Linked DNA regions of Mus musculus: all the other regions are linked to region 1. Evidence: chromatin loops called from intact Hi-C (ENCODE). Cell type or tissue: left cerebral cortex. All regions are shown on one strand. Region 1 overlaps Ryr2 (ryanodine receptor 2, cardiac). Region 2 overlaps Ryr2 (ryanodine receptor 2, cardiac). Region 3 overlaps Ryr2 (ryanodine receptor 2, cardiac). Region 4 has its middle 21 kb from the start of Gm10336.

The links. A loop is a pair of places that touch in the nucleus more often than their neighbours do. Peaks named below come from ENCODE experiments on the same cell type or tissue, not always from the same donor. Only the 100,000 strongest peaks of a DNase experiment are listed, where the experiment ranks them.
Region 2: it touches region 1 in a loop (2.4-fold over the local background); 2 of 42 quality-filtered maps call a loop at or near these places.
Region 3: a loop joins it to region 1, with 2.5 times the contacts of the local background. A loop is called at or near these places in 3 of 42 quality-filtered maps.
Region 4: a loop joins it to region 1, with 3 times the contacts of the local background. A loop is called at or near these places in 3 of 42 quality-filtered maps.

What each region holds. Positions count from the first base shown.
Region 1 is chr13:12,009,121-12,017,120 of GRCm38, forward strand. The region is part of intron 1 of Ryr2 (ryanodine receptor 2, cardiac); the gene reads right to left. Among named protein-coding and RNA genes, the nearest start is that of Ryr2, 94 kb to the right of the region's middle. In left cerebral cortex, a CTCF peak has its summit at 3,357 (motif pointing right); DNase peaks (open chromatin) are centred at 1,926, 4,415 and 5,077; H3K27ac peaks cover 3,415 bases.
Region 2 is chr13:11,887,353-11,895,352 of GRCm38, forward strand. Ryr2 (ryanodine receptor 2, cardiac) reads right to left here. Exons shown (of 105, transcript NM_023868.2): 5 at 3,482-3,496. Among named protein-coding and RNA genes, the nearest start is that of Ryr2, 220 kb to the right of the region's middle. In left cerebral cortex, no CTCF peak of the experiment used is centred here; DNase peaks (open chromatin) are centred at 4,045 and 4,610; H3K27ac peaks cover 1,297 bases.
Region 3 is chr13:12,096,573-12,104,572 of GRCm38, forward strand. The region is part of intron 1 of Ryr2 (ryanodine receptor 2, cardiac); the gene reads right to left. Among named protein-coding and RNA genes, the nearest start is that of Ryr2, 6.4 kb to the right of the region's middle. In left cerebral cortex, CTCF peaks have their summits at 4,424 and 7,960; DNase peaks (open chromatin) are centred at 1,332 and 1,518; H3K4me3 peaks cover 1,368 bases; H3K27ac peaks cover 897 bases.
Region 4 is chr13:12,161,151-12,169,150 of GRCm38, forward strand. No RefSeq gene overlaps it. Among named protein-coding and RNA genes, the nearest start is that of Gm10336, 21 kb to the right of the region's middle. In left cerebral cortex, no CTCF peak of the experiment used is centred here; DNase peaks (open chromatin) are centred at 4,711, 5,510 and 6,323; H3K27ac peaks cover 1,578 bases.

The sequences.
Region 1 (8,000 bases):
ATTTTAGATAAACACAAAACTATGAGCCTCTGGTGTCTGGGTATTATAAATTTGCATATTCAAGTGTTATGCATGAGCTCATGATTCATTAGGCAGCTATACATTATTAACAAGGCTGAAGCTCTGCAATCAGAGACAACTACTGCTCAGGATGGCATAACTAATCTAGAGAATAAATCTCCAAAGACTGAAAACAGAAAACCTTAGCTAGCACCCAGGTCCTTATCCTTCCTTGATCAATGTGAATAAACCAGATCCTGAGCATCTCAGATCCCTTCACCCTTCTCGGTGCTTTGAAGATGCTACTTAGTTCTGATCTTGTGCCACTGCTGGAATATTTATAAAGAGCCTCGTCCTGGAGTCGCTCCTGAATATTGAATACAAATTAAGAGTCCCCCAACTCTGCTGACTGCTGTGTGACACAGAAGTGGGAAGTGCATGTGAGAGCCTCAGCTCTCAAAGGAGGCCTCAAGGAAAAGCAGAGGATTAAGGATACCTCTCTGAGGTATCACAGGAAGAGCAGAGGGACCGAGAGAGTGAACAGTGGGATCTGGGAAGTCTCCGTACAGAAAATGGCATCCCAGGCCCAGATTCCCTAGGGAGAACCTGGCAGAATGAAAAGCAGCTATGGGAGTTGGGAGGTAGGATTCATAAACACCTGAAACAAAACTTCTCTATCGCTCCCCTTTCCCAAGGTACACAGGGAACATCATGAGGAGTGGGTGAGATTATCAGAGCCAGAGGTTGAGCAGGACTCCTGGGAAATCTTCTGACATGATAGGACCACTGTATGTACAGACTCCCAGTAGCTGTGGTGGCCTGCACAAGGCCTACAAGAGAACAAGCCAGTCAGAATTCCACATGGGTAGGGAAAGGGCTCATGAGACCCCCTACCCTGCCAATTGATAGCTGCTGAGGGAGGGAGAGAGTCAACTTCATTCAGGAGTATAATGCTTGGTAGATTGCCTGTGCTCCCATAGATAGTCCTATACCTTGGCATGAGCCATAACAGCCTATACCTATTCCCATGAGCATATTGGCATCACAAAGTAGATTAAGTATATTATTTTTAATATATAAACTTGTAAAAGGAATGGGGGGTGTAGCAGAGAAGACTCTGAGGGAGGGATTTGGGGACGAATACAATCAAAGTGTATTACATAGGGCTAGGCATGCAGGTATACACCTTTAATCTCAGTACTTAGGAGACAGAGACAGTTGGATTGCTGAGAGCTCCAGGCCAGAGAGGGCTGCAGAGGAAGACCCTGTCTCAGAAGCAAGACAAACAAAAAGCCTTGTACACGTGTATGAAACTCTTAAGAAATAAATAGAAATATATTTTAAAATGGATGAAAATGTAATAGGAAGTGAGCCCACATTAGGGAGAATGAATGAGTGTGAAGATGTCGGACACTGAAGAAATCAGATCAACCATGGCACCTAAGCCAGGCCTCACCAGCATCCATAGAGGTCATCTGTTTCCCTAGCACTGATCTGAGGACGGATTAAGACTGAAGATACTTCAACCCCCAAGCCACTGTTAGTATAAATACCCGCCTCTGCAACTCCATTAAATACTTCTGCTAGATGCTGAGCTAGATGGGATGAGGAGAAGTAAAACTTTTTTAAAAACTTTCATGACATGGAATAATCAGGAATCTGCGGAGCTGTTTTTCTCTCAAGTAAGCTACTTTATTTAAGTAACTTCATCTTTTATCACCAAGGACAAACTCTTTCTTAATGTTTCTATCCTGTAGTTCAACAGCTCCAGCAGGGCAGTTAAAATCAGGCATAAGATTTTCTTTTCATGTCCATGTGCAGACAGACATTCACAGTGACACTGTGCACACACTTATCTCCCCACCCACCTATGTGGAAATCTGCTACACCAGGAAGAAGAGGAATCAGACCGCATGAAAGGATGCCACTGACCCAGCTCTCCCAGAGGCCCTTCTAAGGCTATGCATGCATCCCCTGTGGTCTCCTCCGGGCTAATGAAGTGGCTAAATGCTTTCCCTGTTGATGAACAAGGGCATCATCGAGGTTTTCATTCCCTTGTGATGTAGCAAGAGGAGGCACCAACTGGAATGGCTGAGGGTTGATTGATTCAGAAGAGCTCTGCTCTCATGACTGAATGGTGGATTCCTGGGTTAGTGAGGGAGATATATTGTCATAAAAGCAAGCTTTCTCTGTCTCTCCATGTAGACTTTCTACAATACCACGAACCAGAAGAAATGTACTTACCACATGCAAGAAGTGAACACCATGTTTTAAACATCTTTTCTTCATAAATTACCTGATCAGGTGTTCAGTTATCATAACAGGAAGCAGGCAAATCAGGCTGGGGGTGCAGTTTTATAAAGTTACACAGATAATGCTGGACCTCAGATCCACTGTCTTCTGTTCCAAACCCAATGGAGGGGTTAGCTATGAAGCACAACATGCCCAAAGCTTGGAGCACAGTCTTCAATTCAGATCTATGCCCATCACTGTTTGGACAAGAAAAGCTGCAGATAGGAGAACAGTTCTACCAAGCCATCTGGTTCCACATTAGTCTCTCTGCCCCCTACCCCTTTTTACAACTGAAAAGTCAGAGCAATTATTCCTTAATACTAATGGCGGTGGTGGTGATGATGGTAACAACATTCACAAAGTAACTGTGGGCATCAGTGGGCTATACCATGACCATAATGATCAACAATGAACCAGAGTTCATATTGCAAGCTTTTGCTGGGATCCTTCTAGATATATGTTCCACCATTTCACATCCTGAGTATTTGAACAAAACCATCCACCACCCTGAACCCGATGCATGGCATCAGACAAATGATTCTATCAGCAACAGCAAAGCCGGGCTCCATGTATTAACTCTTCCATCACCCACAACCTCAGAGACCACAGTCTTCTTTTGTAGCATAAGAGACCACAGTTCCTAATCTTTCTACTATCAGACATACATTGAGGGGGGAGGGGGGGAGAGGAATAGAATCAGAATCTGCAGAAGTATGCAAGCACCAATGATTCAGACACATTTGTGGAGTGGGTAGGAATATCCTTGCTGTTGGCAATTTGTCTTTCCTCTCCTAATGAAATCATGCTCTCTGCCCTACTGTGTGACCCTGGAGATGTGAGCTTCCTCTCTAAAACCCAAAATGAAAACAGGCGGTGAAAAACAAAGGTAACCGTTTTAAAGCTTGCATCCTTCTGCCTGCCTGTGCAGTGGTCTACATCCATCTTGTAGGCTCTAGAAATGACATGTTGATATTTTTCCAGGGTGGCAACAGGTTTTCACACTGTTCCTGTGATAAGTATTATGATTTGAATGAGAAATGTCCCCACGGGCACCTGCTTCTGAACATTTGTTCTCCACTTGGTGGCGCTATTTGGAAGGTTGTGGGATCTTTGGGAGGTGGGGCCTAACTGGAAAAAGTGAAGTGAATTTACAACCCAGGCCTTGCTTGCTGACAAGCCCTGGCAGTTTCCTGATACACCAAGATGTAACCTACAAGCTCCCAGGACTACAGGCCAAACCCTAGCCTCCATGCCTCCCCCGCTATGATTGACGTATCCCCTTAAACCAAATAAACCTCTCCTCATTTGAGTTGCTTCTGTCCAGTATTTGTTCACATCAACATAAAAATGACATGATGAGAGAAAGATGTCTTCCAGGACCTAGGACTGAGAGGCACAGAAAGATCCCCCTTCCCCAGCAGCAAACAAAATCCAAAGCCTAGAGAAAGAGCTCACTAATTAAATCTACCTTTTATGACTGCACATTGAGGACCTGGTTAAAGGGAAAGTGTTCTTCCTAACAGAAAGAATTAAGTTGTAATTTAATTATGCCCACATACTACTGGTGAGAGGGGCCATCGTTGAAGGCAGGCACTCCAATTAATTTGCCACTCTCGTTCAAAACTTTTAAGTATTTTTAAAGGCACAGCCAAGGAGACTGCTTAGCAAACAGTAACTATCAGATATACACAGCAACATCTAGTAAACACATAATAAGAAGTGCAAACTCCCTTTCAGAACACTGTTTCTCCAAAACAATATAAAATTTATTCAGGAAATAATTAGCCCTCCCAAGTATTAAAGTAATAAACACTATAGCAAAAAAAAAAAAGAGTAACTGATTTTCTAACACACACAGAGACACATAGAGATATAGACACACACACAGAGAGAGACATACACAGACACACACAAGCACATGAACAGGCATACATGCACATACACATTCTTGCTTTTGGACTCTTGGGAACCAAGCAGAGAAAGCCACGGGGAGCAAAGGAACTGTAGGTAATTGCAGAGCACCATAACCCCCCACATGTTTGGGAAGCAAACAGACACATTACTCAGTGTGCGGTACAAGACTCTGACGCTTCAGGACATGAGCACACGGATCTACTGCAGCCCATCTGGAAGCATTATACTGTATCATATAAGCATCCTGGTGAAACCAGAGGGAGTAGCAAGGCCCAGAGGAGAGAGTCTCAGAGATCCCCACATGTCCTCACTTAACACTTGATATCTTGATAGTGTACAACATGGCTAACTGTCAAACTCTCAACATAAGGTTGCCTTGGGCACCAAGACAGGAGTTCTAGCAAACTGTAAGGGGAGTGAGCAATGGGAAGGGGGACAATAAATCATTGCTCTGCCAATTGGAGAACTCTGGAGGGGCCCACCATGCATTCTAGGAAGCCGTAATGCACTGGCGATGTGCTCAGTTGGTAGAGAGCTTGCCTCGCATGCACCAGGGTTCAATCCTCAGTTCTCCATGAACATGGTGGAGGTGAGGACGCAGTCTAGCAGTGATGGGTTTTCAGAGATGGGCAATAAACAGGGTTTGAAATAAGGTCTCCTGTCTCCAGAGAGCTCAGTGTCTGTGTTACTCCTTGGCAAGGACTGTGTGGCATCATTCATGCTGCTGCTGACATTTCAAAGCCAAGTATTTTAAGACCTCTTCTGCACGGAGGAAGAACTGATGTTCAAGAAAAACCTGACCATCTGCCTCCATCTCCTCTGTACCACAATCAATACCTTCTGGAACCTCCAGGAATGAAAGCTACTCAGAACACAGATGGAGAATCAATGGTGTCGTGCACACACCTCCACCAGCTCTCCGCCCCCACTGCCACACGGCCCTCCGCCTACGAGGAATCTGCTCTCCAGAACCACTGCCGAGCACAGCCAGGCTAGGTCTGCATCCTTTGCTTCCTCCTGCAGCTCCACAGCACGGGCCTGACACAGTCTCTATGCCTCTTAGAAACATTGCTTGGTTTGCTAGCTTAGAACTCACTAAGTAGCCCGGGCAGGCCTTGAACTTGTAATTCTCTTGCTTCTGTCTCCCAAATTGCTAGAATTACAGGCAGGTGCCAACTCAACTGTCCAAATCTCTGCATCCCTGAGTGACTTGAAACTGTAATTTCAAATTCCAGGGGGGCGGGGAGAGAGAGAGAGAGAGAGAGAGAGAGAGAGAGAGAGAACTTTTATTTTTATATGCATGATATTTTTACCTGCATATATATCTGGGTACCACATGCACCTTCAGTGCTCTCAGAGGACAGAATAGGGTGTCAGATCTCAGAGATTATATGTATAGGGAATTGTGAGCCATTGTATAGATGTTGGGAATTGACCCTGGGTTCTTCAGAGGAGCCCCTAGTGCTCTTAACCACAGAGCCATCTCTACAACCCCTCCAAGTTCTATTTTGAAAATACCCATTATTGCTGGAACTTTCTATGTGTGTGACTGTCACATTATATACCCAGAACAAAACTCAGCTGAGGCTGTAGCTCGGTGGTACCAGTGAGGAGTATGGTACAGAATAAAGGTTCAACCCCTAACACCGCAAATGGCAAAATCAATTGCTGTCAGAGACAGATGCCCATGGCCAAGCATGGTTCCTGATGACCACTCCTTAGTCAGCTGCGCTGCTCTTCCTGACTGACCAGGGAACTGTTGTATGTATTAAGTATTATAAATACATATGCAATTATAAAATAAATGCATACAAAAAAAGTAAGTTGTTTTTCATAGCAAAAGAAAGGTCTATACCTGTTAAGAGAGCCTACTGATGGGATAACAAAAACCTTAGAAATGTTGCAGTCACTACCAAGGACCTAAGATGGCAAATAAAAACAAAATAAAATGAAAATATGATGGTGGTGAAGGGAGGTTTCCTCCATCTATGGAAGTAGCCTCCTTGTTTCCCAATGTTCTGCACCACAGGAAAGCATCCTAACAAACATGTGTTTCCTGTAAAGATTTTTTTTTCTAAAAGACAAGATATTACAATGTCATCCAGGCCATCCTTGAACTCATGACCCTCAGGCTTCAGTCTCCTGTGTGCTGAGAGTATAGACACACTTCCCATGTCTAATTTATTAAAAGGGTTGCTAATGATATTATGAAGGCGATGTTAAATGAATGGCATATTCTTGTAAAGAACAAAGTTGCTTCTGTTAATTTCGCTATATTTTCTCATTGCTCACAGGTCCTCTCTTAGCTGGACTGTGTGGCTAGGACCCAGAGGGCTTAACTGCCAGGCTACCACCCTCAAGTTCTTATCCATAACCCACCTCCTCCCTCATCCCAACACCACAGCTGGTGAAGGAGCTGCCCAAGCCTGGTGGTCTGAGGTCAGCCCCAGGCACCCAAGATGGAAGGGGAGAACTGAGTCATGCAAGTTGTCCTGTCACTTCCACGTGTGCACTGTGACATGTGTGAGCTCACCACATACACATCTGACACACAGAAATACACAAATGTTTAAAAAAGAGAAGTACTTTGGCTATTTTTTTTTTGAGGATTGAATCTTACCATCCAGAATAATGAATGTATACAGCAATCACTCAATACATGAATAAACGATTTAAAACAGTATCTAATCCGTAGCCACATCAGTATTGAGCTGCTAATCTCAGAGACATGCATGCACATATCATTTTATGCCATGTGGAATCGCTAGAAAAGCTGAATGCTTTGGCAGGATGCATGTTCACCAAACTGCACATTGTGCCTGGAACCTACTCAGGTACAAATGGGACCCAAAGCATTCCTAAAGGTCGGGGAGGAATCACTTACTTTACCACTGTTTACTTCAAATGTCACAAGTCTATTATGCATCTACCAAAGTGAAAGTGCAAATCTAGTCATGTTTCCTATCCAGTAGGAAATTAAAACACACTTCACCCAGGAAAATGGCACTCACACACCAGAGCCTAAGCTTGTACATCCAAGACAAAAGTGAAATGACCTTTCATTGTCTGAGTGGAAAAATAAATTAGAATCCAATGAGACAACACTTAGAAAATGATAAATTCACCTTCACTCTAACTAAAATAAAATTTAATAGCGTCTTAACATGTTATACAATCAGAGGCGTCACATTCTGTCACCACCCAAAGTAAAGAGAAGTCAGTAGGACCTATCCACGGAAAGTTTTCTACCAACCCACAGATGAAAAGACAACTTGAGACATTTAAGCAACTTTGTTCCTATGTGGCTGGTTAAGAAAATAACACAAGAGCAGAGTTGATAACCCTAGTTCTCACAGGTCTCCTTGGAAGTGAAGACCCCAAAGCCCCTTGTGAATTTAAATCAATATTCCAAACAACCAAAGGAGAACTCTCCCATTGCTCTCAGATCCCATGGCATGGCAGAGCACTCAAGAGAGAAGATAGCCTGACTAGCTCTACTCTCCTTACTCACAAGCAAAGTTAGCAGAGGTAGAAAGCAGAGTGTTTCTTGGTGGCAAAATGTTCACCCAGCAAGCACAGGGCAGAGGACCTGATCCCTAGCATAAGGAAACAAAACAAAAAACCAAAAAAAAAAACAAAAACAAAACAAAACAAAACAAAAAAACAAAAACAAAAACAAAACTTCATTGCATATCCTTAGTACCAGGTACCCTCTCCAGCCAGGCGCTATTGGCTTGTTCTGGCCCTTTGAACCAAGGCTATTGCAACTATAATCTAAAAATTTTAAGTTACAA
Region 2 (8,000 bases), 120 kb before region 1:
TTGGCTCGTTAATCTGTCTTTTATATTATTGATAATTGCAGCCATTAAATTCACTAACTATATAATGTTTAAACATTTTGAAGATGGCTGTAATACGTCACTTTAGAAGTTGTGTGAGAAGAAACCAGGATGTACATGGAAGTTTTTCTCTGTGGAACTCTCTACTAGCCTAATTCCAAACTGTCATTATATGAGATTTTGTAAAAAAAAAAAAAAAAAAAAGAAAGAAAGAAAAGAAAAGAAAAGAAAAGAAAAGAGAGAGAAAGAGAGACATCAGAACTGCAGAGTAGCTCAGTGGTAGCGTGGTAAGGACTGCTACCACATGAAAGCCCTGGGCGTGATTCTGAGGGAGGAGGGGAGAGAAGAAGAAGCAGGGAAGGCGATCAGAGTGGAGAGGAAGGATGGGAGGAAGAGAAGTAAGGAACAGGGAAAGAAGGTGGTGAAGAGAGCAAAGGGAGGAGATGGGGAGGGGCAGGAAATCCTATTCAATAAAACTTCTATAGCACTTGGGGGCTGTCACGTGTCATGTGACTTTACAAATCCTGTGATACAGGACAACGGCCTCAGCAACAGATGATACACAGCAAGGAGAATCTGTGGTAAGATTTCTCTCACAGTGTCTAGATATTTAAGTGGAGAAGCTTTTAAGTATAAGTACAAATATTAAACATCTGGAACGGAGAAAAATTAGTTGTTTCACAGAGAAAAAAATTTCAGAGAAATGTCTCTATGTCCATCTTTCCCTGTTACCTAAGAATGGCTGAAGGTAAAGATGAGTAGCACCCAGCACACAGGGGCATCAAGGCCAGGTGAGGTGTGACATTTCTAGACATCTGTGGGTTCTAGCTACCAGGAATCCTCTGACAGTCCTACAACCCCATGAAAATATCAAGAGTGATCCTCACAACATGAAATATGGTTTGTCCAACCCAGCCAAACACTGAGCATGTAATAACCTGATAGTGAAGGGCTGGCCTCTCACTTTTGCTGGTGTGGAGACCACAAGTCTCCTGAACAAACTACCAGGCTTTAGACAGCACCGCCACATGACCCTCACCACCAGCAATCACAAACAGGCATTCATCTGGCTGAAAAAATAGGAACTGATCATGTTCAGCAATCTCTTCCTACTAAGTGACTCCAACTGTTCTAATTGCATGCATGTGGCCTGCTTCCTGAGACACTAAACTTGCCTCACTATCCAATGTCTCACACTTAACAGAAATCAGAGCACAGTTCTATCATTGAGGCATAACACCTGGAGTGAACTAGTTGACCTCATTTTTCTATCTGCACAGTTTTTTATGAATCAGCTCCTTCAAAGGAGCTATGAACAGATTTGGTTGATTACTGTATGCCCCTGAGGATACAGCATTGTTTAAGGGCTGAGGTAAGCAGTAAATGATTCAATGAAAATAGTAAATGCATATTCAGCAAAAAAAACAATCTGAATTGTCAACCCAAGTTCACTGTTAATTAATATCTGCAAGGAAATGGCATATATTCATATTTTGTGCTTATCATATCTCTACAACCCAAACACTTGTCATGATATATGTAATAAAGCACATAGCATTCTTTGCTTATCATTTAAACTAATGTTTTCTTCTGAAAAATAAGAGCTGAGTTACATGAATTTTCGAAAATGCCTCACATCTTTGATGAGCAGTGGCTTCAAAGAAATAAATCTGGGCTCTGTTGTCTGATGTACAGTGTCAGGTTCTTTACTATTGGTTAATAGGGCTAACCTGGGAAAAGCCACAATGCTCTGGGGTTCGCAATGGGCATGAAAGCCTTAACTAACTCAGTCAATGAATGGGCAAGAGGAATATATTTCATTTATTTCCTTTTCAATCTATAGCCAAGTTTCCATTCACATTTCTAGAAGTTTCTGTCTTTCAGAACGATTTCTTTCCAGGTATAGGTTGTATTAAGCCTTTACTAACTGAATACAAATAAATGTCTTTATTGCTTATGAGGTTTTACAATAAAACATCAAGCTTCTTGAATATTATATGATAATGTGGCTGAAACCACAAAAGCATTTTCCACTTCATTTCCTCTTGCAGTATCCAACATCTTCCTTCAGGGCACTACCCTGGGCTTACCCTCCTAATGTCTCTCTTGAAGAGCCTCTACTTTTCTACTTTAGTTGGGAAATAAAATAGGCCTGAATTATTTTCATTTCTAGAACAAATGTAGTGGTGGGTGCCTGTAGTTTGAATGAGAAGTGTCTCTAGGCTAGGGTATTTGATCACTTGGTCCCCTGTTGGAAGAGGTTTCAACGGTACACCCAGAGGAAGTATGTCACTTGAGGCAAGCTTGGAGAGCGTATAGCTTCATTGTGTTTCCAGCTAATTCTCTACTTCATGCTTATGGTTGAGATATGATCTCCCAAGTCTCTGCTCCTGCCACCATGCCTGCCACTTGCTTGTCATGCTTCCTCACCCCATCTCACCTCCATCCCCCTGGCCATGATGGAGCCATAAGCTAAAATGAACTCTCTTTTGCATGTCTTCCCTCAGTGATGGACTCTAACCCTCTGGAACCATAAGCTAAAATGAACTCTCTGTCTCTCTGTCTCTCTGTCTCTCTGTCTCTCTGTCTCTCTCTGTCTCTCTCTCTCTGTCTCTCTGTCTCTCTGTCTCCCTCTCTGTCTCTCTGTCTCTCTCTCTCTGTCTCTCTCTCTCTCTCTCTCTGTCTCTCTCTCCCTCCCTCCCTCCCTCTTTCTTTCTCTTGTAAATTGGTCACAGGGTTTTATCACAGCAACAGAAAAGTAACCAATATGGAATTTCTTCTAATTTCCCAATGTAAGTTCCTACTAGATTCACACAAGTGTCCTCCAAAGGCAAAGAGCCAGCATCCCTACAAAGGGAGCATTCTAATCAGGTAAGAATAAAAAGAAGAAATCCCTAAAGGTGACTAAAAGGAACCTGGTGCTCTATAACCCCAAGATGTCAAAAGTTGTTTCAGTTATAAAATCAAAACAGGTGATTTACATTTAAATGTTTACTATTTTATTTCATTTAAAAATTTTAAAGGAAGGCTATTATGGACCCAAACATAAATAAAATTCATATAACCATCTTAACTTATGAAATATCACATATATTAAAACTACCTTAAAACTTATGGGATATTGCCTATGACAATACATAAAAAATAATAATACAGGTGTGCATGATAGTGCATGCCTTTAATCATAGCACTCAGTAGGCAGAGGCAAGAAGATCTCAGGGTTTAAGCCATCTTGGTCTACAAAGTGAGTTCCAGGATATCCAGGGCTACATAGAAAAACTCTGTCTCAACAACAACTACAACAACAAACCAACAAAACAAAACAAAATGTAGGAGTATTTCATATACACACACTAAGACACATGAATTATCACAAATACCCAAACTAAGACATGTGACCCATCACATATACCCACACTAAGACAGAAACTGTAACATATACAACAGAGGATCAGAGCCTCACCTTCATCATGAACTTCTGTGGAAACATAAGGAAAAGAGAGAAAATTATTAAATACAGATCATTTCAAGGACTTAGATTTTAAAATGACATATTTATCAAGACTGCATTGTTCTAATTGGAGCTATGCCAACAATAAGCAGAAAATTCACACTGCTGTTGCAACAAAACTTATATTCAACTACATGCTAGAAAAAAACGCTATAGCAAGCAAAGTCTTTCAAAAGGAATCTTTACATTAGTTCAGCTGTTTTCTGTGAAAACATGCCACACTACTGAAAGCCCTGACAATGTACAACATCCAAGCACTGAGAAGGCAGTATAATCTTCCATTTATTCTCTGAAAATGCTTAAATAAAAAACCCTTCATTCCATCTCTTTTGGTGTAAATGCAGTGATACAAGACAACTCCTCTAATTTTAGTAAAGCTGGCAGTTAAGAAGAGCCTGGTTAGGAGAATCTGAAACATGGAGCCCTGCGTCCTTCATGCCAGGAACAGGAAGCAGGCTGTTAGATGCTGCCTATGATGGGAGATGCATTTCAAAAAGAGGCACGCAAAATATTTCTCCTTTTCTTGCAACAGGGCTCCTCTCGCATACTCTTTCAGAGCTTTTTCCCCTTCTGAGCACATTACACATGCATCTTTCCTTGTTTTCACCAGATGTCCTCCAGTTTCCTGGATTCGTTTCTGGGAGGGCATACAGATGATAAACATTCAAGAAGAGGGAAACTGTTTGACTTCCAAACTTAGAGCTGAAGTAAGTTCTTATGAACAGATCTAAAACATATTAAGAAATATAGACATATTTCCATATCCCCAAGAGACAATCAAGGGAACATTTTTGTAAATATTAGCTATTTCTCTGAACCACACATAAACAGAAATGTGTGTATAAATAAATGGAAATTCCTCTCTGAGTGATGTCTTTCATTTTCAATATTATGAGTCCAAGGGAAATCTTTAAAGAATTTTCACTCTTTCCTGGCTCTCCTTTCCCACTGTGATTAGGGCTGCTCTGAGCTGTCACCAAAAGAGCTTACTGCAGGCAGCAGCAGGTAAGGCAGGCAGAGAACCATAATAGGTCCAAGTGGAAGGATAAGTGATGGCGGTATGCCCAGCTCTGAACAGTTATACACCTGCCTCCAGAGTTCAGGACACATGGTGGTGAGGCAGGAGACACAAAGAGCGTAAGAGCTGGGGGATGAGGAGCTATGAAACACAAAGATGTCTTCTGGACATGGCACGGTCATTATACTCAACCTGCCCAGAGCTGTGCAGCTCTGCACAAGACCTGCATAGGATTGGCTCCATCAACATTTCATTCTGGATAGGGAGGGATCCATGAGGCCCCACCCCTCCCTGAAGGAATACTGATGACAGTCAATGATTTGGGGGAGGGTGTCATTTTATTCAGTAGTGTAGCCACTGGGTAAGTTGCCCTTCATCCATTAAATAACCTTCTACCCCTGCTTAGTCAAGCAAATCTAATTAAACCCTGTGGACTACACACAAAGGTAGTGTGTGTGTGTGTGTGTGTGTGTGTGTGTGTGTGTGTGTGTGTGTGTAAATATACATGTAATGTACATATGTATCTGTAGACATATGTAATATATACATATGTGTATATATGTGTGTGTGTATATGTGTATACCACTTAGTCCCCTGTTGGAAGAAGTTTTCCATAGATATAGGGAAAAGGTTTTCAGTAAGAAAGAAAGGTATAGGAATGGGGTAAAATTGACTTAAATGTATAAATGTACAGAACTGTCCAAGAAAACATAAAAATAATCTTTATTTTTCACTTAGAAAATAGAGGCAGATAGTTACAAAAAAAAATGTAACTGATACTAGTGGTGAATGACAGAATGAAAATTACTTTCCATGCAAAACCAAAAACTATATACCTTCATGTTATCTGACAATATTAGATGTCCTGGTTAGCCTTCATTGCCAAAGTGACACAGCCTAGGGGAGTCTTAGCGGAGAAGCCTCAGCAGAGGAATTGCCTAGGTCAGACTAGCCTGTGGGTATGTCTATGAGGGATTGTCTGGATCATTAATTTTTGCAGTAGGACAAGTCACTACTATTATTCCTAAACAAGTGGTCCTGCTGTATAAGAAACCTAGTTAAGCTTAAAAGAGTGTGAGCCAATAAGTAGCCTTCCTTATGGTTCTACCTTGACTTCCGTCAGTGATGCACTATGACCTGGAAGTATAAAACTAAGCTTTCCTCCCCAGTTGTTTTATCACAGCAATAGAGATCAAAATGGTAATATTACCCAATAAGGGGATGGGAAAATAATTTTCATGTTATTCTTGAAAGAAACAAACAAAAACATCCAACATTTTTCTTGTAGATTTTAATTGAGCTAGGTTTGGGAATTTTCCAGTTTGCTATGACCAGTTCCCTAAGTTAACTAATTTACAGTGGCAGCAAGTGTTTTGACAAGTGTCCAGCAGAGTTGCTCAGGTCTGATTGTCAGAATACACAGGTTAAATGACACCAAGAAAAGTAACAGAGTGGGAGGAAGACCTGACCGTGCAATGGAATAGAAGAGACTAAATGGAATAAAGGAAGAACAGCACACATGAACAGCACTCAGCTTTCCCGAGACAGCCAAAAGCAGGAAAGACTGGTTTTATCAAGACAACCTTCTTTTTTTCCCCCAAATCTCTTGGATAACTTGGCTTAAGTTGTAACTATAACAGGTGATTATAGCATTAAAGATATTCCAAAGTGGTCACTCATCGGCAAGAAAAAAAAGCAGAATGCATTATAACAAGAGGAATGGATGTATTAGTTTGATACCCGTCCAAACTCTACTTAAGTCTAGCAAAGACAACAGCAACCAAATCAACTAAGAAAAAGATCTTTTAAAAGTAGATGGCATGGTGGGAAAGGCAACTGAGTCAGAAAGATACTGAAAGACATACCCTCTCTCAGTGCTGAGAACATTGAGTTTATGCCTAAAATACATATAATGAAAGATAAACTGAATTAAATTCACTTGTGAAAATTTCTCTGGGCATAAACTAAAATTTCACTAGAGAGAGCATGGGCACATCGCATGGGTCCTGACCCACTTCCTGTTCTGGTAGTAGGTTTTAGATGGTGTGGAAGGACTTTCAAACTCTGGGCTAGAAAAGCCACTGAATGCTCTAAGCATGGTGAACATTTCTGTGTGAGAAAGCCAGTAAGCAACACTCCTCCATGGCCTCTCCATCAGCATCTGTCTCCAGGTTCCTACCTGCTTGAGTTCCTGCCCTCACTGTTTTTGATAATTACAGTTTTTGAACTGTGAATGAAATAAACTCTTTTTTCCCAAAGTTGCTCCTGGTCTTGGTGTTTCATTGCAGCCACAGTAACACTAACTAAGAAACTGTTTACATGGAAACACAAAGTTTTGGTTTTGGGTGTAAAACTACATGTGGCAGTCATGCACTATCTAGGGTTAATTCAGTTCCTTCAGATCTCACAGATGATGGAAAAGTTCCCTCCTGACAGAGCAAGAGCTGAGGCATGACTGCCCACACCTTCACTAACATAAAAACAGGGAGAGAAGTTCACTTAACACAGACAGAGGTGATGACATTGGACAAATGGCTGACTGAATTCTACAGAATCCCCTGTGGTCATCCAACACCATAGATCTGAGAGACTCTAGGTGGTATTCTTGGGAAACACAAATGGTTACCAGGAGAAAACCAAGTAAAATCACAATGTTTATGCTGATAGCACTTGGTTGTACACACACACACACACACACACACACACACACAATTATGTTCAGTCTTGTCCCCAATTCAAAGCCAGGAACAGTCACTCAGGGACCACATTCACTATTGTGAGAGTTAGTAGCTTAGCCTTGCTCTCTTTAACTGTTAGTAATGTAAAAGAGTGTGACGGCCATTCTTGGCTGTCAATTACACTGGGAAGTATAACCCAAAAGTGGATACACACTTGTGAGGGATTTTTGTTTAATTTGAACTAGAAAGATCCACATCTAATCTGGATCTATGAGGTAGGAAGGCATGCCTTTAATATAGATCTTATGAGCTGGGAGAACATCAATCTAACCCAGATCTTTCATTCTATTCTGGCCCATGCCTTCTGCTAGAAGTCTATATAAGATCAGCGGATATATCCAGCCTTATATACTGGGCAACTCCTGGATTCTTGGACTTTCCATTCCCAGCCAGCCATTGTTGGATTAGCTGTACTGTGGCCAGTAAGTGATGCTAGTATGTATGTATATATGTGAACATATATGTATATATATGTGTGTATATAGCTACATACATATAGGGACTGAAAGGAGGAGAGAGAGAGAAAATTGCAGTCAGGATAAAATCAAACAAACGTTAATAATTCTGGGCCACTGAGATGTCTCAGCAAGTAATGCTTGCCACCAAGCCTGACAGTTACAGGAAAGAATGGATTCTATGTCGAGATGGAGGCATTTCCTTGTCCCTCCCTTAAGTTAATTCTGTTGGGCGGGTTCCCCTAGAAAGGTGAGTTCTT
Region 3 (8,000 bases), 87 kb after region 1:
ATAAATTTAAAATCCCTGGCCTTGGTCTCAAGGTTCCCTGCCTTCTGCAATTGCCATGATTCATGCCATCACTTTGTCTATTTCCCAAACATGCCCCCTTTGTGTCCTCTGCCTGTTCCATCAGGGCTCTGCCAAGGAATGAGCGGGCACACTTGTGGGATAAACTGGAAACAGTCTAATGAAAGGATCACTTGCCAAGAAATGGGCTGGAAGCAAGGGACAGAAGCAAACAGGGGATGGGTCATGTCGTGATCAGCAACCACTTTCCTAAGCTGCAAGGGGGTGGGGGTGGGGGTGGGGGTGGGGGGAGAGAAGCTGTGTCCCCAGCACCCACTGGCAGAAGTCTGAAGGACACAGAGGAGAGCATGATGAGAAAGTATTCCTGGGGAGAAGGAAGCCAACAAGATACCACCACAGCCCTTGTTCACATTCTCCTCCCCGGTCCTTTACTCTCCTCACCCAAACTTACCACGTCCCACCCCTTTAGAGATACCCTGGTGATATGAAACATCACTTCACTAATGAGGCCACAAGATGACTCAAACAAACACAAAATGAGCTCATGACCAGGGCTTCACCTCTTTGATGAAAGGACTAAGATGGTGTCACAGCAGCTCGAAAGGAGAGCTTTAAAAGCATGTGACTCCATAAGTCCACCAAGTAACCGATGCTCTCCACAAGCACAAGGTCACCAGACGGCAACAGCACCCCCAAACACAGTCTGCAGCTTCTAGGATGAGGAGGTGAAAGTGCAAGAGGTACCAGGTCGGCCAGACCCACAGTGCATCTCCCAGACACAGTCTGAGTTTCCAGAACCATAACTACAACTTCCAGGGGTTTTAAACCACTCAAAGGCCAATGAAAGGCAGAGAGAGCACTAAGGGATGAGTGGAGCTGAGAGCACAGTCATCACTCCTTCCTATGTATACACGTCAGGCTTCCACGAGTTTCTAGGCAGAGAAAGGGATGAGGATAGAGAACAGACAGGAAAGAAAGGAGAGAAGAGGGGAAATGAAGAGATGGAAAGAGGAGGAGGGAGGGGCGAGGAAGAGGGAGGGGTGAGGAGGAGGTAGGAGAGGGGTGAGGAAGAGGAAGAAGAGATGAGAGGAGGAGGGAGGGGTGAGGAGGAGAGAGGAGAGATGAGAGGAAGAAGGAGGGGTGAGGAGGAGGGAAGAGAGATGAGAGGAGGAGGGAGGAGAGATGAGAGGAGGAGGGAGGAGAGATGAGAGGAGAAGGGAGGGGTGAGGAGGAAGGAAGATTTGGCATCTGGAAGAACCTAGCTCACCAACATCACTCACTCATAAATTGCCCTTGAGCAAGTCAGCTCAGCCTCTGCAGCTCAGTTTCCTGAGGTGTAGACCTGCAATTAACAATTTTGTAGACTAAATGAATTGTTCCAGGAATCAGATGAATTATGGCTCTCATGTCTGAGCAGAATAAATGGATCCAAAAATCTTTGTCCTTCCATTTCCCTTCGTGGTAAAATTGTAGAGTTGGATCAGGATCCCTGAAGCTCGTTTTCAGCAGCCTGAAAATTCTTTGGTATAGAAAATTCTTCAGCTTCCCCCACAAAGTCTCAGATGGCACACAGGGGATCAGGTCCCTCTCTCCCCACCAGCCTTTTCAGTTGTAGCATCTGTTCCCAGTCTCCATTCCAATGTTCTACAAAGAAAAACATTTGATTTCCCCTTCTTCTTTACCCCACCCAAGAGAAACAGTCCAGACTCTGAAGGGAAGGATAATGGCAGAGATATCTGTGTCTAAGCACGGGGTACCATGTAGTACACATGGCGGGCAGGCAGCCAGAACATCATGCATGATAAACAGCACAGCACAGTCATCTCTTCACCTTCACACATCTGCTGTCCTCTTCTGTGGAAGACGGACTCAATGGAACAGCTTCTGCAGGCTGCCTTGGGTGACTCGGTCCCTCACAACTAGAACAAGAGGTCCACACTCAAGAATGGCCCCCATCTGCAGAAAACAACACTGCTCTGGAGTGTCCCCAAGAGGACAGCAGTGTGACTGGGCACTCACAGTTCTCTGACAGTCACTAAAGACATTTAATGGCAGCTTTCTATTGTCTGTGACTCAAGATGAAATCCTCTCCAGACATTCCCATGAACCAGCATACTAGCACTTGGGAGCCAGTCATAATGCCCAGTGGTGGCATTATCCTCAGTGACACATGTAAAAGTGTCCTCTCTCTCCTATGAGAGAGAGGCTCCCTCTGTGTTGTCATGTTTAATGTGAACTACAACATGCTTTTACTGCCCCTAGCTCCATCTGGTCAAGATCAAGGCCATGTTCACCACTTCTGTCCCTGATGAAAGCACACAGGTTACAGTCCTCACAAGAAGAGCTTATGGCTCCCACTTGTATGTACAAGATCCAATTGTCCCACCATTCCTACACTGCATGGCCCATGTCTTCCCATAGTGCCATGGCCCTTCATAGGTACCTGACAAAATGCAATGAACAAAGCATGCTTTAAGTACCTGCTTCCTGCATTTGGCGACTTTGATATTACTGAAACTCAATTACCTGATACAAACAGCTTAAGAGAGTCTCTGCCCATTGTGGCAAGGTGGCAGAAGATAGTCTCATCATGACAGATGAAGAAACAGAGACTAGCAGAAACCAGGCTAAGCTGCAGTCTCAAAGGGACCCACTTCTGCCAAAAAGCCCATGTGCTGAAGGTTCCACTCCCCAAACAGCACCACTATGTAAGGAACACATTCAAAGCATGAGCTTGTAAGATTTCATAGTCAAGTCATAGGACCACTGAGTTAAAGGACCTAGCATTTTGCAAGAAATCACCCATCTCTGTGTGGACCGTCCAGCCTTATCTCAAAGAGTCAGAGCAAGTCGACCAACATCGAACAAGGGTCCTACTGTGTGGTGGACATTCTCACCAAATGTTAAGTCATGTGAAATATGCACTTTTGATGGCATGGAGGAGACTTCTAAAGAAAGAGAGAAGGACTTAGGCAGGAGGACCTGGGCTTGACTTCCCAGCACCGGGTGTGGTGTTGTGTATTTGTAATCCCACTGCTGCAGAGACAGAGATAGGAAGATCCCCGGAGCTTGTTGGCTAACCAACTTAGGTTAATCAGCAAGCCCCAGGTTCCAGTGAGAGACTCTGTCTCAGTAAACAAAGTGAATGGCTCCTGAAGACTAACACCTGAGGCTAAGCTCTGGCCTAGACACACACACACACACACACACACACACACACACTCATGTACATGTAACCACATATATATGTATACAGGCCTACAGGAAATAAAACAGGCAATAACATCCGGTGGGGGTTGCCATAAAACATCGGCAGCCCCTGACTGAGCACACACCAGACTGGTGGGCCGGCATTCCTCTAGGCTGAGACTGTCTGTGAGACCAGAAGAACTTCCATCAATGTCTAGAATGATTCAGATGTGTCTTCAGGGTACCCTGGATGTCCTCAAAGGAGCACATGGACACTGTGTGTTCTCAACCCTGACACCTCTGGCCCTGCCACTCTCAGAATGGTATTCCCTCATGCCATGCTTGCGTCCTCTGGCCTCATCTCACCCACCAGACTTCCTAGGCCATTGTCTCTACAGGGATATCACCTCTACTAGAGCACACATCTAAGTGATTCTCACACTGGAGGGAGGGGTCTATTGCCTATTTGCCCTGATAATGTAATTGCCATAGACTTCCCTCAAACCTGTCCTTTATAGCTAATATGTTAACCGGGGAAATTAATATTAATGTTAACCCGACACAGCCCCATTCTTCCCATAGAACATTAGATAAGTGGGAAAAAAATGTATATAACAGATTCGGGGGTGAGGGAACATCAGAGAGTGAACTTAAGTTAGCTGGAGTGATTTCAGAAAAGCCTGTGGAGGACAGAGACAGTAAACCAAAGTGTGAGAAGGCAGAGCATAAAAGCTCGTGCCTGAAGGGGAAAAGTGAGCCTTGGAGGACTCGGACTCTTAACTGAGGTGTGGGGAGGAAACCCTCACCAAATGGCAAGGAGGACTCAAAGCGGTGTGTTTGTCAGGGGTAATGAAGGCTGGAATGCAAGGTGCTGGTTCTCTGGTCTTTTATGCTCCTTTCTAATTCATGTTGGAATCCCAGCCCTCAAAGTGATGGTATCAATAGGTGGGGCTGTCAGAAGGAAATTAGACGGACTCCCTTGCATGTAAGATCGGTGCCCTTAATGTAAGGAGCACACAGAGACCCCTTCCAGCTCTGGCCCTCAGGACTGAACGAAGTTGTGATTTTTCATCCCCACCAAGATCCCAGATTTTGAGACACACATAAAAGTATGAAGGCAGAAGAGGCACAGAAGAAGCAGAACAAAATCTTTGGGGATAACAAAGTGAGCCCCAAAAGCACACTCAAAAACCATAGAATAGCCCAGCAGGGTGTGCCCTGCTTCCATGATCACATGAAGTAGCTTCACAACAGAGGATCAGGTGAGCACCTTCCTAATGAGTTTCAGGGGAGCATCAGAAGAGGGGAGGGGAGGTTTGGGAAGCAGGGGTTCCCAGGTGTCCAGGAGAGGCGAAGACAAGGAGCAGACGCCACATTTGGCGGAGTGAGGCTGTAAAATGGGGCATCAGGGTCAAACCAAAGAGGGAGGGATGAACAGATGACAAGAAAACCAGAGATGCGGAGAGGGACAAGCAGCAAAGAACAGAGCCGGCTCCCGACCAGGATTCAGGATGTATGCAGACTGTGGCTCAGAAAGGAAGCGGGGGACTGTTCTTTCTGAAACAGGCGGGAAGGACAAGGGGTAGAAATGGGAAGGGATACAGACAAGGTCAAGATAAGGACAGAAAGAACTCCAGGCAGATGTGTGGACCTCGAGCAAGGCTTCGATTTCATTCTCTATATGACTGGAGGAGGAGGGCAGAGGCTCAACCTACCTGAGACTAAAGGGAGGCGGTCTACGTGCTGTTTTTCTCTTTGATTAGTCAGTCAGCCTTGAAATCTTTTACAGTTATAATAAAAGGGAAGCCTTTCTCTGCTTATTGCAAATGTTTCTTCAACACCCAAGATCATGGCATACATGCAGAAGGTGCCTAGCAAACAAGCTACTACATCACCAGAACTTCCCCCTGAGTCTCAGGGGGCAGATGGATGCCTTATCGCCCCTCTCTCCCATTCAGACACTATCTGCAGCCACTCAGGTGGCCCTGGCTATCATCTGTCTTTAGGTAATTCAGTCTTGACTCACATATTAAAAGTTATCAAAGGCCAAAGCACAAATAAGGCAGGATGTCAAATAAATTAATGTTCTGGGTAGTTTAGATCCTGCCCTTCTTGCAAAATGTACACACTGACTTCTAAGTGATTCGGCTTTTGGTTTTCTTTTAAAATCTAATGACGTGTCCTGGACTCTGAGGAAGGGGGTCCATCAGTTCCTTGAGAAAGTGCAATTGGTGTACTTTGATCTCAAGCTATCTGTAGTTTCAAGACCAAGAAAGCAAATGCCCACCGCTGGCTAGATCCTCTCCGTTGACACTCCTGGAGTCAAAGGAAAAGCTTGGGGTTCCTGTCCGCTGCGAGGTACTGTTTTCATGCTAGCGATCTTCCTGACCTCTACAAAGCACTGTGAGCCATTGCCACCACCAGCCCTCGCCGTGCTCATCGCTGACCTTAAAGGTTTCTTTTTACCGCTATGAACTGATTGGCAATTCCTAAGATGCTCTTTGTCACTCAGGAGCAAGATGGACGAGCAGGGAAGGGAATCCTCCCAGGAAGAGCTCCTCCGGCAAAGGTTTCCAGCCTTCCTAATAGAACGATCCCTGCAGCCAGGACCCAAACTTAAAGTCTCTTTGTGTGCTTAATACTAACCATATGACCCAGTGTGTGACCAGAGTAGTTCAGCTATACTTACAATGATGAAAAGCAAAACAAACAAACAAACAAAGCAAAGGACTGAAAACATAACCCCTAGCAAGGCCATTTAATAACGCATATATTCTTAAGTTGAAGGCGTATCTTAATAGCACCTGTGAAATTGTACAAGATTGCTTGAGGAAAAAAAGCGTTAGGCTGGCAATGAATGGCTCCGCAGGTAACTGTACTTTCTGCCAAGCCTGGCGACCTGAGTTCAATTCCCGAGATCCACATGATAAGAAGAGAGAATTAACCTCTGCAAATTTTTCCTTGATCACCACTAGAACACCAGAGAGTACGTATGTATGCATGCGAGCATGTGCGCATGCTCACTTACACACACACACACACACACACACACGCACACGCACACACTCGCACGCACACGCACGCACATGCACACGCACACAGACACGCGCACATGCACACACCAAATAAATAAATAAATAAAGCTTTAAGAAAAACAAATAATCTATGTTTTTAAATACCAAATTACAGTTCATTGCTATGTTGGCAAGCTCATAAAAGTTGTTAAGATAAAAGAAGCCATGGCATCTCAAATCATGCATGTGTCTGGACATGGTGGGCAAATTCATTAGGTGCTAAAGGTTTATTTTATGATACGATGATTCATCTGTCTCAAGGGCTAGGCACACCTGAAGCATTTTCTCAGCCCCTGCAAATATAAACAGATCAGAGGGAGCCTGTCTCCATCTGGTAGGGAAGCCACCTATCACCTGCTGGGAAGGAATCTTGGCAGACAACAAAACCAGCAATAAAGAAAAAGAGAACTGGACGGATGTTAGGCTGACAGTGACAAAACCCTCAAAATGAAGGCATCCCTGATAGAAACAGAGAAGACACAACTCACGCAAAGGCTCCATTAAAGATGTCACCTCTATGTCCCTTAGCAACCATCTCAGACCTCTCTCAGAAAGGAAAAGGGGAGGAGCTGTGGATGGTAGAGATGCTTCAGTGTGCTGGAACGCAGAATCCAAGCCCAATTGACATGATAATGATCAGGGTATGCTAATCAGTTGTGTAAATGCCTGGTGCACAGCACAGCCACAATATCCCCATGACTGATTTTTTTTTTTAATGTACAACAGCTCTGTCTATTACTCTCAGAAAGATTTCAGTTACAATTAGTATGTCAAAATATGCAGTCTTAATGCTCCTTGGTACATGTGCCTTTAAAAAAAAACAAAATGAGGAGCTGGGATGTGCTTAGCACACACAAAGCCCTGCATTCATTCTTTCAGCACTGTATCAACCCGTTGTGAACACACGCCTGTGATCCCAGCACTCAGGAGAGAGAAGCAGAGGAATCAATAGGTCAAGGATAGCCTTAGCTACAAAGCAAGTTCAAAGCCAGTCTGGAATTTTTTTTTTAATTAAAAAGAAAAGGAAAAAAAAAAAAGAAACCAGGTATGGTGAGTCCTATAATCTCAGCCCTCTGAAGAGTGAGACAGGATCTCCAGGAATTCTATGTCATTCATCCTATGCCACATATTCCATAGCACCCTATGTTCACAGGCTATCAAGTGTGAACAAAAATAAATAAACACAAAATGAAATAACTCACAATGACACTTTCACATTTTAAAAATTGTCCCCGGGGGTGGGGAGGGGTGAAGATAATAAAGCGATGGCACGCTTGCCTTTGCTAACCTCATTAATATCACTGAACCATCAACATACTCAGGTTAAAGAATAAAATGGGAAGGACCCAGGGCAGCAGACGGGGGAGCTGGAGAAAGACTTGAGAATTATCGTTTTAGAATCACAAGCTCAGAAAAAGAAGCCTTCCTTTCAGATATGAATGGCACACACACACACACACACACACACACACACACACACACCCTTCTTCACAATGCTACTCCTTCAAGGTCATTTATCATCAGTACAACAACCTACCAATGTTTTATTAAAAGAAGAATCTCAGCCTAGGACTGCCAGACCTTACCCAAGCCCCACTTATCAAAGGTGTCGCTCTGGCTGACAGGCAGCTGCTAAGTGGCACTGAGTTAACATGACTTTATATGTGGAAAGAAAAAAAAAAAAAAAACCCTACAGGCAGGCACAGTACCTCAGTCCCC
Region 4 (8,000 bases), 150 kb after region 1:
CAAACTTCTTGACCTCACTCATAGAGTCTTAGTTCCCTCATCCTGAAAAGCAAGGATTATAGTATTAAAATTGCATATGTGGTTGTTGAGGAATCTAAGTAAGATTTTGTCATTAAGTATTTACCAGCAGGGTGAAGCATTGCCCTCCATCTCTTGGCTCCCACCTGTGGTCTGACATGTGCTTTCTGCTCTGGCTGACCTGTTTCCTGGTTCGGACTGTGTCCTCTGGTCGAGTTTTCATTTCTGGGGACCAGGAATAGTCATTTGTCTTTGCTCTACAGTGGCAGAGAGCTCTGTTCCCAGTGGGTATGTGATAAGTATTGTCTTAGTTGCACTTCCCTGCTCCGCAGCAATAAGTGTCTTGGGATGAGGACTGGAGAGCCACCTCTCCATACCACCATCTGTTCTAGCTTGTTCAGGGTTCTGGATGCCAGGCAGAGCTAGCCGCTGAGAGCACACAGGCCCAGCCACACACCTAACACTCCTTCTATTAAACGAGCAGGAGAGAAATAGTCTCCACGGGATCAGGATCTACAGAATAAGTATTATTACAAAGGAGATGTATTAGATTATCTTACACAACACAATCTGTATAGTTCAACAATGGCTGCCTATGTGCTGGAGAGGCAAAGAATGAGGTAGCTCTTTGGTCCCCAAGTCCCCAAGACTGGAGGTCTCAGCAGTCCAAGCATGACACTTAAAGACTGGAGTGTTCTTGGAGAGGCAATGGTCTTCAGTTTACATTGACAAGACAAACTGATTTCAAATGGCAGCAAAGGACAGCAGCCACCATGACAACAGAGTAGATGTGCTCACCTGGAAAGATTGAAAGTGGGTTCCTCAAACCTCCTTATACCCAGGCTGCTGCCTAGAAGGTCTTTCGCACCGCTTCTTCCCCACCCTTGCCGAGTTAATCCTTCCTGGCAATACTCACCCACAGGTGTGTCTCTTAATTGATCTCAGACCCAATCAGATTGACAAACAAGGTTGATCATCGCAGGAATAACGCAAATCTGAGCTCCTGCCCCTTGCAAAGCAGAATAGAGTTAGGCATTTCCTAGAGGTAGAGAGCATGGTCAGTTTATCCCAGAGGATGCAACTTTACCCAATCCACCCTGTTCAGACTTTCTAGTTGCCCGGGAAGGATCTCCATCAAGTACTGTGGGCCACTGAGGTAGGTGCCTGATAGCAAAGGAGTTGCCTAAGAAGAGAGAGAGGTCCAGGAAGGCAGAGTTATGGAGGCAGAGGGGATGGCCGGTGTGTGTGCTGGCCCTTACTGTTTTCTCATTGGTTGTCATGGACCAGTTTTCCCTCTGTTGGTTTTAGTTTAGATTTTAGTTGTAGTAGCCCAGCCTAGCCTCAAGCTCACAGCAATCCCCCTGCAGCAGCCTATCAAGCCTATACCACTGGGCATATACACCACTCTAGCTCTTCCCTTGGCATAGCTAGGTCATATGGTATCTCTCTTCCTTTAGCTTTTTTAGAATTGACCAAAAAGAGTTCCATATTGACTGTACGAGTCTGCAGTGCAGCCAACCACAAACGAGGGTTTCCATCTCCCAACATCCTTGCCGGCACTTGCTTTCAATTTGGTTTTTTTTCCCCCCTCCTCAACTTAGACATTTAGAGTGGGGTAGGATGAAATTTCAAAATAGTTTTCATTGCCGTTTCCCTAGAAGCTAAAAATGTTGAAGACTTTTGAGGTCTTTCTTAGCTGTTTTTATATCTTCTTTTGAGAAAGAGCTGTTTAGAGTTCTTTAGCCCAGTCTTTACACTAGGCGTTTGTTTTCTTGGCTCTGTGATTTGGATTCTTTGTGTATTCTGGCTATGCATCATCCTCTCTCAGATGTACGATGGCAAAGCCTCTGCCGCACTCTTCGGGCTTCCTCTTCACTCATTTTCTTTGTTGCACAATAACATTTAGCTTTCGTCAGTTTGGCTTGTTCGTTTTTGAGGTTCGCTTATCAATCATTGGCTTTCATTCCTGAGTGAATGGAGCCCTACTTCGGAACCTTCTTTCCTGTAGCTATGTTTTGTCGAGTATGGCTGCCTGTGTTTTCTTCTGGCAATTTCAGTGTTTCAAGTTTCACTTTGTAGTCTTTGGTCCATTTGGAGTTAACTTTTTTGTTGTTGTTGTTCAGCGTGATAGATAATGGGGGTCTACATTCTTCTACATGTGGAGACCTGGCTTTCCTAGTACCATTAGTTGGAGATTTTATCTTTTCTCCAGTGTGTATTTTTTACATCCTTGCCAAATATTGGATGTGTGTGGTTACACACTCTCACATCTGGGTCTTCTATTTTGTTCCATTGATTTGCATTTCTGTACCAGGACCATGCTGTTTGTATTGCGATAGCTTTATAACACAGCTTGAAATCTGGTATGGTGATCCCTCTATCACGGTTTTTCCTAAAGACTGCTTTGATTATCCGGAGTCTTTTGTAGATCCTTCTGTGAAGACTGTTGAAAAGACTCCAGCATTCTTCTCCTCAGGTTGCTCAGCTACGTCCATTGTTGCTCTAGTTATAATAGCCAGAAAGTGGAAACAACTTAAATTTCCTTCAACTGACGAATGGATATTGATAATGTAATACATAGACACTGTGGACTATTATTCGTCATAAAGAAAAATAAAATCAAGAAAATTTGCAGGTAAAACAGATGGAACTAGAAAAGATTATAGCCAAGAAATCCAGATCCAGGAAGATAAACATCACGTGTTCCCTCTTATTGGTGGTCCCTAGCGTCCAGTGTGCCGTTGGGGGAGGAGCTTTTCAAACTAATCCTCCACTAATTGTACTAATTTTGTGCTCTCGAGTGCCAGTTCAGTATATCCGTTGTTCCTTTCATGGGGCTTTTTCCTCGGGTGCCGGGTGATTCCTTTGTACACTTTATTGGTGGACGGCTGCACTGGTTGCATTTCTACTGCGGTGTTAGAATGCCCTGACAGAGACCGTTCTGGGAGGATGAGCACAGTCCATCTTAGCAGCAGGAGCATGAGAGCAGTCTGCCAGGCAGGAAGAACACTGGTCAAGCTTCATGCCCATTCACAAGAATTGGAGAGAGAACAGGAAGTAAGGCCAGGAGATGGAGCACCAAAGCCTCCCCCAGAGATATACTTCATCCAGCTCCTAAAATGCCCACAACCTTCCCAAACAGTGCCACCATCTCAGGAGCAAGTGTTCACATACGTGAGCATATGGGAGACACCTCCCCCAAACCGCCACATACACACACACACACACACACACACACACACACACACGTGCACCTCTCCCTTCCCCTCTCTCCATCGCTATTGTTTTTTGAGACAGAATTTCGCTTTGTAGCCCTGGAACTTGCTTTGAAGACCAGGCTGACCTCAAACTCACAGAGCTCTGCCTGGGTCTGCATCCCAAGTGCTGGGATTAAAGGCGTGCACCACTGTGCCTGGCTGACAGCTCTTATTCACACTGCAGCAGTAACTCACATCCAGGCCACTCCAGAGAGGAGGAACATGTAGTGCACCTTAGTGGACATAAAAGGACAGTCCGAACCACCAGACTTGGTACTCAGGTACTTCATTCTCTGAGTATGGCTATTCACCTAAGGCCCTGCTCTCAGTCATCAGTCTCATTTAGAGACAAGGTACTGGTACAATTTGGACAGAAGATTAAAAAAACAAACAAACCCTGGTGTTTTAATGGGGGTTGGGGGAGGCAGGGCAGAGGTGCTTTTGAGACAGAGCCTCTGGTAACTCAGGCTGACCTTGAACTCCTGACCCTCCTGCTTACTGATTCCAAGTATTAAGATTACATGTATCTTACACCACTGGGGATAGAACCTGGCATCTTTAAAAAGCTAGATAGACACTGTACTACTGAGATGCCTCCCTACCCATTTTAATTTTTTATTAGTGTATATTTGGTGTACAAAAAATAGGTTCAATAGAAACATTTGTGTTCAAGAACATCATGTTCTGTGATCAGACGTATTCCCATTACCTTCTCCTACCCTCCTCCGCCCACATCCTGATTATTCCCTTCCTTTTCCTAAATAGTCCACCTTCAACTTTCATGTGTATACATACATATCACCCAGGTTCTACAGGAGAAAAAAAATTATTTGACTTTCTGAATCCAGCTTATTTGACTTAATATGATCTCCAGTTGTATATCCACTTTCCAGCAAATAGTATTTTGTTCTTGGTGACTGAATAAAACTCCATTGTGTGCATATGTATACATACACACACACACACACACACACACACATATATATATTTTATATATATATATATATATATATATATATATATATATATATACTACATACACACACATATATATTACATTTTATCTGTTCACCTAGAATAGGACCAAAGTAAACATAAATTTGCAAGAATCCCTGCGATTTGCTGACTCGAGTCTTTTGCGTATATCCCCAGGAGTGGTATAGCTGGATCAAATGGTCATTCTATTTTTAGCTTTCTGAGGAAACTCCATTCTGACTCTCTTAACAGCTGCAGTCAGTCACACTCCCCCCTGCAGTGCAGAAGGGCTCCTTCTCCCCCAGCGTCTTCTATCAGTGTTTGTTGCTGTTTGGTTGGTTAATGATAAATAAGCCTTTGGTTCTGAGGACAGTGGGCAAAACTGCAAGAAATGTTCTCTAGATCTTATGCTGGATTATATAAGAGTGGATGCTCACATTCTGGGTCTCTCTGTGCCTGAGCCAAGCTTGAATACTCTGGTACACTGCTGTCTTCTAATGTGTGTGTGTGTGTGTGTGTGCGTGTGTGTGTGTGTGTGTGTGTGTGTGTGTGTGTGTGTGTGTATGCATGCGCATGTGTCTCCTCGTAAAGGGAACGCTCTGATTCTTTAAAGAAAGAAAAAGAAAAGAGCTTCAAGGGGGAGAAGATGGTGCTCAGTTGTCAGAGTGCTTACCTTGGATACAAGAAGCTCTGGGTTTGATCCCCAGCATAAACTGGGTAGGCTGGCACACACACCTATAATCTCAGCACCCAGGAAGTAGACAGACTAGGATTTCAAGATCATCCTTGGGTGCATAGGGACTTCAAGGTCAGCCTGGTCTACACAAAATCCATCGTCTAAAAAAAATTTTTTAAACACTTTAGGAAAAAGAGACTGTTTTGTTTTGTTTTGTTTCCAGTTTGGGGGTGGGTCTGGGAGAGGGAGGAAAGGAAAAGCAGAATGAGGGGGACATCAGGAGGCCATCGGTGCTGTCCTCCCTTTAGTCTCTTTCTGGACCCATTTGCTGGCAGCCCAGTTGGCTTTTGAAAGTATCTGAGAGTTAGCAGCTAGCTCCAGTGAGAAAAGCCAATCTCTGCTCCCCCGGAGAACTCCATTAGTAATCTATTTAACCAGTGGCTTCACCTGAGAGAGGACAGACAGCAGCCCACAAGAGACCTCCCAACTCCTTAGAGAGCTCTCAGAAGCAGCTGTGTCCTGCTTCTCAGCCTTGACAACGCTTCCTACTCCTTCCGCCTACAGGATTGTTCTAGAGAAAGACATTAGTGCAGGCATTGCCTCCCCCCCACCCGAGCAACCGAATGCAGCTAGATGCCTTTGTTAACACTCTCTGCAGGTTGCGAATGTCCTGGGAACAGAAGGGGAGCAGAAATCCTGCACTCTGGGAATAACAGCAAAGCTCTCCAAAGCTGAGAGCACAAAACAGATCCCTAAGAACACGGAGAAATTCAGTATGTCTACACTCAGAAACACAAATTTACAGAACACAAACATAAATACCAAATAATCACTGGCAAAATTTTAAACCAGCAATGTAAGATGATTTTGAAAGTCTGTTTGAAGGACTCAGAATTCATTTTCCCATGAAACAAATGTTATAAATACATATAAAGAAGCCATTGGTGCATATCTAACATTGAGCCTGGAATCCACTTCAGGGAATGTGTCCCCAGAGATTAGTGCAGTGGGGGGAAAAGGAACCAAAGATAGCCAATGGCTTGCTGTTGTTAAATGCAAGAACTAATACTGATCACGCCACAGAGTAAAATATTTCAAAATTATTTAGAAAAATGAGTCGTTATGCAGATATCAAAAGTGGCCGAGGGCTGAAGAGGTGGCTCAATGGTTATGGACCTGGCTGTTCTTCCAAAGAAACCTGCTTTAAGACCCAGGACCCACGGGTCACTGTCTGCAGCTATCTTTAACTCCAGTTTTGGGACATCTGTTACCTTCTTCCGGCTTCTGAGTGCAGCAGGCACTCACACTGTGCACATACATGCAGGCAAGAATAAAAATAAATTTAGAGCTGGAGAGGCGGCTCAGCTGTTAAAAGCACGTGTTGCTCTTGCAGAGAACCCAGGTTCCGTTCCCAGCACTCACATGGTGATTCACAACCATCCATAACTCGAGTTCCAAGGAAGCCAATGCCTTTTCTGACTTTCCAAGGCACCCGCTGTGCACATAGGGCACACAGTACATGTAGGCATAGGTCGTAAAGCTAGAAAGGAAAGGGGCTGAAGAAGTAAGGGAGAGGTCCTGGAGCATGCGTAACATGGAAACAGAAAAGAGGTTAGTTAGTGTACAGGTCAGAGGTGCAGAGGGGGACTTAGACATGGAAGAAAACAGTGGGAGAAGGATCAACAAAAACAAATTATGTCATAATAAAAACTAGAATTCTGTATGCTAATGTTAAAAAATTAATTGAAAATAAAATGACCATTGTCTTGAAAAATCACAGACAAATGCATAAAGGTGTTTTCACAATTCTGCTTTTTAAATGTGTTTTTAAAAATTGTGTGTGTGTACACAAGCCAGAGCCACATGGTGGAGGTCAGAAGACAACCTGCAGGAGGAAGCAGGCAGAGAGAGAGAGAGCTAGCCTAGCTCCAGGAGGAAGCAGGCAGAGAGAGAGCTAGCCTAGCTCCAGGAGGAAGCAGGCAGAGAGAGAGCTAGCCTAGCTCCAGGAGGAAGCAGGCAGAGAGAGAGCTAGCCTAGCTCCAGGAGGAAACAGGCAGAGAGCTAGCCTAGCTCCATGGCCTTTCTATGGGCTGCCAGCAGGTGCACCCCAGATTAAAGGTGGATCTTCCTACCTCAAAGAGCTGGATTATAGTGCCAGGCAGTTATGGTGCTTGCGTTTAATCTTGGCACATGGAAAACAGCACCAAAGAAATATCTGAGTTTGCAGTCAGCCTGGTCTACAGAGTGGTTCAAGGGAGGGAGGGAGGGAAGGAAGGAAGGGAAGGAAGGGAAGGAAGGAAGGGAAGGAAGGGAAGGAAGGGAAGGAAGGAAGGAAATAAAGATCTGGGTTATAATTGGACTTCCCACTTCAAATCAGTTAATTAAGGAAAAATCGTTCACAGTTGTGCCCAGACATTTGGGTTTTAGTTCATTCCAGATGTAGCCAAGTTGATAACCAAGAGTAGCCATCACAACCTTTTACTATAAGGAGTGTCAAAGGGCAAATTACAACAATTCCCTTTCAAGATCTTAACTGGCCTTATTTTTTCACCTCCAGAAGTGGACAACACAGTATTCCACAGGACAGTGTAAGGACCACAAGGAGGCAGACAAAGATTGGAGAAATAAGAAATAAAGAACATAGTGTCTCAGTCATTTCAAAGTTACTACTCTTGTAAATCAGGGACAGAGACAGAACATTCTCTGTGTTGGGATGGTTGCTTTTCTGCTCATTTCTTTTTGGATAAGGATTAGAAAGAATGGCGTTTCATCACCATAAAAATTGAAACCAGTCCATGGGGAATTTGACTGTTCCCTCTCATTTCTTCTGACTTCTGGAAAGGTTAGATAAACAGCTTAGTTTGCTGATGTAGAACTTTAGCATGAGTGACACCATTTTTCTTTTCAGTCTCATATGTTGAGGCCCAAACAATGGTCTCCAGTAATGTTTATTTAATGGAACTATTGGGAACTGTATATCAACCATGCATTCCCATTTTATTTCATCAGTGGAACCAATATCCATGACCATTATCTAAAAAGAGATGATCGCTGGACTCTGTGCAGGTACATGC